Linked DNA regions of Homo sapiens: region 1 is linked to region 2. The links are chromatin contacts, found by Hi-C in ENCODE. All regions are on one chromosome and are shown on one strand. Each heading gives the region's core, a stretch centred on a gene start or an enhancer-like site at or near the end of the contact. The rest is flanking DNA. Distances are from core to core; before and after follow the strand shown.

The links. A loop is a pair of places that touch in the nucleus more often than their neighbours do. Pooled maps may share reads with other maps.
Region 1: a loop to region 2 is called in a map with no recorded cell type, with 13 times the contacts of the local background. The contact joins the promoter of PLSCR1 here to the enhancer-like site in region 2. A Hi-C loop is called at or near these places in 2 of 37 single-sample maps with no recorded cell type and 1 of 50 pooled maps.

The regions. Positions count from the first base shown.
Region 1 is chr3:146,543,278-146,545,977 of GRCh38, forward strand. PLSCR1 (phospholipid scramblase 1) reads right to left here and starts at 1,330. Exons shown (of 9, transcript NM_021105.3): 1 at 1,190-1,330. RefSeq lists an enhancer at 1,180-1,659.
Region 2 is chr3:140,842,054-140,844,753 of GRCh38, forward strand. No RefSeq gene overlaps it. Among named protein-coding and RNA genes, the nearest start is that of SLC25A36, 98 kb to the right of the region's middle. Within about 2 kb of position 1,283, at least 3 of the 41 ENCODE cell types and tissues checked have a DNase peak (open chromatin) inside an H3K27ac peak, as active enhancers do.

The sequences.
Region 1 (2,700 bases), core at 80-2,579, 5.7 Mb after region 2:
GCTCCTTTACAGATCTAAAGGCAGTTTGATCTATAAACCAGCTATTTTACATGCCACTTTTCTATCCAATTGCATAAATCCACTCTTTCCCTTTATATGTCTTTTTCATTTCCCCGCATTTTCTCATTGTTCAAAGCCCTACTATTGTTGTAAACAGGGTGGCATTAAGACAAAGGTTTGCTCTTAGAAAAAGTTCAAGAAGGGAGCCCCCAAACTGTCTGACACGTTTAAGTGTCACTTGTAGTAACCATGTATCTCAATGTGATAAGCCAGAAAAAACAACGACTGCCTGTTCCTGGAACTGGGAAGTGGCCATGCCAAGACTTCCAGGAATAACAGTGCATGAATGAAACCACCTGGGAACCAGAGAATCAGCTTGGAGAAGCAGGAACTTTGTCAAATATTTAAAATAATAAGAGCTAACTTTCACTGAGTACTTTCTGTAGCGCCAGGCACTGCTCTAAGAATTTTACATTAATACTCTGTAGCTCATTTAATAGTTACACAATTTCAGAGATGAGGCAATGGAAAGAACATATATAAGAAGAAAGTGGCTGACAGTCCACAGACGTGAAGCAGTAGAGGCCGAATTTAAAGTCGGGGAGCCTGACTGGAGCTAATGGTCTTAGGAACCGTGCTAGATACCGCCACTATCTTTCCTAAGCTGGTATTGTAGAGGGCCTAGCATAGATGTGGGCTCCGGCGGACTTCATTGAATACTTACTGATAAATGACAGCTTGCAGGCTGTATTAACCATTCCTTCTAATAGCCCCACTACGCTGGCACATGCTCCTGAGCCCAGACTCTACCCAGGATTCAGGGCCGCTCTCTACCTGTAAAGCAGTGTAGCTAAGGGGAAGCTGAGCCCCGCAAGGCGTTTTCAGGCAGGGCACCCCTTGTCATTCGAATGGTTCTGGGGTGAGCCCGGGTGCCGCTGGGCCGCCTGGGGCCCCTTGCCGTGTACCTGCTCCACTTCCAGGGTCCCTTTCAGAGGCCTCTTGCATTTCTGGCCCCAACCTTCACCCCACATCCTCCACCCCCAGAGCAGCAAACACAACCTGCGGGCCCTCGCGCCGGTTCCCCACAAGTTGCCCTCCACACCTGACCCCGGCCCTGGCCCCAGCGCAGGCTCCGCGCAGTTCCCGCGCCCAAGTCCCCAGGAGGCGGCAGAGAAAGCCGCCCGCGCACCTCTGGCTGCCGCTGTTTCCGCTCCCGAGCGAGACAAGGTCCAGAGAGCCGGGGCCAGGCGATGGCTTCCTCTTCTGCGCCTCTAGACTGCCGGGCACAGCTGCTGCGCAACCTTCTCAGAAGTCAGCCGGAAAAGGGTCTGGGAGTAACCTTTGCGCCAACACCCGCGGCTCCTGGTTTCGTTTCCTGAATCTTACGTACACAACACGGTTTCCTTTTCCCGGTTCCCGCGCTGGCGCTCGGGGACCCACGAGACTACTGGAGGGTGAAGGAGCTGGAGGAGGGACTGCGCCCACCCCCTGGTGTGAGGCCCCTCCCCTACCCCCGACTTGCTTTCTTGCTCATTGGAGAGACTCCAGAGACGTTTGTCCGGTGGTTAAGGAGAGGAACTGGGACTCCGACACTAACTGGAACTGGAAAGTCATCAGCTGGGGAGTGGCCTCCCCCGGGAACTTTCTTTACTCTGGCTTTGACCTCCATCCCTCGGAAGCCCGTGGCTTTTCAAGGCGAGGGAGTAGAGGCAGCTTAAGACTACAAATGAGGAGGGGCCAAAATTGTTTTTCTTTATGGTGCCTTTTCTTTCTTGCTGTCTTGCTCTTTCTTTCCTTCTATTAAATTATGTGATATTACTTTTTAATTTTTAAGCAGTTATTTGAATGTTTTCGAGCTCACTTTATTTTTTTATAAATATTGTTCCTTTTTAAACTAAAATAGTTTTTATTCTGTGTATTTAAGTTATTTGTATGACATATCCATCAACTCCTATAATTACACATTTCCCCCCTTGGGGCAAGAGCAGCTATAATCTACTTATTTAGCATAAATCCTGAATACCACTATCATTAACTATAGCCCTCATGTTGTACATTAGGTCTTCCCATTTGTTCATCCTACGTGTTTGTAACTTTGTATACTTTTACCTAAATTTCCCCATTTCTCCTGACCCCACTCCAACCTGGATGACCCTGGATAAACCAGTGGTCCCCAACCTTTTTGGCACCAGGGACCAGTTTCACGGAAGAGGATTTTTCCATGGACCAGGGCCGGGTGGCAGACGGTTTCAGGATGATTCAAGCACATTACGTGTATTGCGCACTTTACTTCTATTATTATTACATTGTAATATATAATAAAATAATTATACAACTCACCATAATGTGGAATCAGTGGGAGCCCTGACCTTGTTTTCCTGCAATTAGAAGGTCCCATCTGGGAACGGTGGGAGACAGTGACACCAGAAGTGTGTTGCTTATGTCCAGTCTACTCCGTAATCTTGTTTTGGTTGCTGTCACTGCAGAAAATCCTGCTTCACAAAGATAGCATGTTGGAAATGGAAGCAGACTCTTCAGTGCTTTTGTGGCAATCTCAGGATATCCCACCTTGAGTTTAATCCAGAACATGGGATTTGAAGCTGTCTCAAACATACTTTTAAGGCCACCATCATTTGTGATCTCAAGCAATTGATCCTCTTCTAGTACGGACAAAATCGATTCACCTGACTTACTCACAAA
Region 2 (2,700 bases), core at 33-2,532:
GCCACCACACCCAGCTAATTTTTTGTATTTTTAGTAGAGACAGGGTTTCACTGTGTTAGCCAAGATGGTCTCGATCTCCTGACTTCGTGATCCGCCCACCTCGGCCTCCCAAAGTGCTGGGTTACAGGCGTGAGCCACCACACCCAGCCAGTAATTCTAGATTTTCTGATAGCCATGTGTGGTGGTTAATTTTATGTGTCAACTTGGCTGGGTTAAGGGATAACCAGAAAGCTGCTGAAACATTATTTCTGGGAATGTCTGTGAGAGTGTTTCCAGAAGAGATTAGCAGTTGAATCAGTAGACTGAGTAAAAAGGATACATCCTCACCAACGTAGGCAGGCATCACCAATTCACTGAGGGCCCAGAGAGAACAAAAGAGGCAAAGGAAGAATTCACTCTCTCTTCTGGGGCTGGGACATCCACCTTCTCCTGCCCTCAGACATCAGAACTCCAGGCTAAGAGGCCTTCAGATACTGGAACTTACACCAGCAGCCCCCCAGTTTCTTAGGCCTTTGGCCTCAGATTGAGAGTTGCACTATCAACTCTCCTGCTTCCCGGGCCTTCAGATTCGGACCGAATTACCCCACCAGCTTCCCTGGTGCTTCAGCTTGCAGATGGCATGTCATGAGACTTCTTAGCCCCCATAATCATGTGAGACAATTCAAAAAATAAATCCTCCAATATATCTATATCTATCTATCGATCCTACTGATTCTATTTCTCTGGAAAACCTTTATATACCATGTTAAATTTTTAAGTAAAAAAAGTATTAATTTTAACAATATTTTCTTTAACCCAATATATAAATTATGATTTTGACATGCAATTAAATAAAATTAATGATTTTTTTTTATTTTGTGCTAGCTCTTAGAAATCCTGTATTTATTGTACACTTATCACACATCTTAATTTAGACTGGCCACATTTCAAACACTCAATAGCCACATGCGACCAGAGGCTGTGGTATTGGACAGCTTTAGACTGAAGTTAGACTTCATTCCATGAACAATGGAGAGCCATGATGGATTTTTCCCAGAGGAGTGAAATGCACAGCAAGCCAGTTTAAGGAGCATTCATCTGGCCTTGGGCTCTGGGCAGAGCTGTTCTGCCTCAGTGGTCCAGTCACTAGACCGAGAGACAGCAGCTCTATTTTCTGTCTCCCTGGCACCTACACAGGGTCTGACAGAGAGTCCTTGGTAATTTGATTGGATGAAACAATCAATCAACAAATCAGCAGGCACTGCCTGGATCTGTAAGGCAAGTTAAAGTGAAGGGTCAAGATAAGTCTGAAGGTCGGAGCCTGGGATAGAGGAAGAAAGACAGGGCAGGAGGATGAGAAATAAACAGGCTGAATGAGGAACTGAGAGTAGAGGGCTGGATGACTTTCAATTTAGACCTGTAGTGCTAAACATGGCAGGTGGCCACTGAGACTTAATGACTGGTTTAGGGAGAATGCAGAACTGGAGCTCAGAAGATGCAAGTCACTCAGCAATCTCCGGGTAGCTTGGAGGCACCAGGCATGCTCTGAGCCACAGAGAATGAAGCTGACATAGTGAAGAAATGAGATGACAGTGGTTTAAATGGATGTGACAGCTAGAGAAAAAAAATTCAAATTTACATGGACACTCCAGGTCTCAGACACTTGGACTGGCTGGGAGGGTGCAGCTGGAGATGGGGAAGACCATTTGGAGAAGCTGTGAGGAGCCAGGCTTTAAATGGCCCCATATTTGCTGAAGCAGGCAGGGCATCCTCGACCAGCAGAGCCCTGGTCAAAGAGTCTGCACTTCATTATCCAATTGCATTCTCGGGGGATCTGAGGGTGCGACTGCTCTGCAAAAGCAGCTGCTTTCACTTTAAACAGTTTTAGCTCAAAGCCTGAGGCATACAAGTTCTCTGTGTGACACTGTTAATGAAGAAGAAAGTCTCCCAGGAGCTCAAGAAAATAAAAATAATGAAAATAAAAGGCTTTGACACTCATCCAAAAAAAGCTTTGCTCCTCAATATTTGCAACATCTATGAGAAAAAGTGTCAAGGACAGGAAAGGTCAGGGTAATGAGTGAAAGGAGCACACATTCCAGGATTTGAGCATGCTCAGAGAACCACCCATGACAGGCACCATGGCCTTCCAACCCAAACTAACAATTTCCTAAATTATGCAGCCCAGTTGCTCATGCTAACTCCAGAAATCCTCCTTGGGGAAAAGCAGAAGTAAACTGCATATTGCTGACTAAGAGATAAAAGGTGCACATTGTCATGATCACAAAGATGGACCTCAAAGAAGTTCTGTGGACATTCTCTCCTTCGAGTCTCATAAGAACACCTTAAATCACACAGGTTAAACATCACTAACCAGATTGGACAGATGAGAAAATTGAGGCTCAGAGGGAGTTAAATAACTTGCTCAATATATTTGTTCTGCTGCAAGTGAAGTAAACCAAGCCCCCAAAAAGAAGAAATAGATTAACAGGCATAATCAGGAAGGGAAGGGAAAACTGGGCTTAAGAGCAACTGAACCCAGGGATTCTACCACCATCAGGACTCCCTCATTCTCTGCCTCTTGTTTCTGCTTTTCTGGCTTTGTTATCTCAGGCCAGCTGCCTCAGAAGCTCCAAGCCAAAACCCTTTGTATTAGTCTGTTTTCACATGGCTATAAAGAAATACCCTAGACTGGGTAATTTATAAAGAAAAAAGGTTTAATTG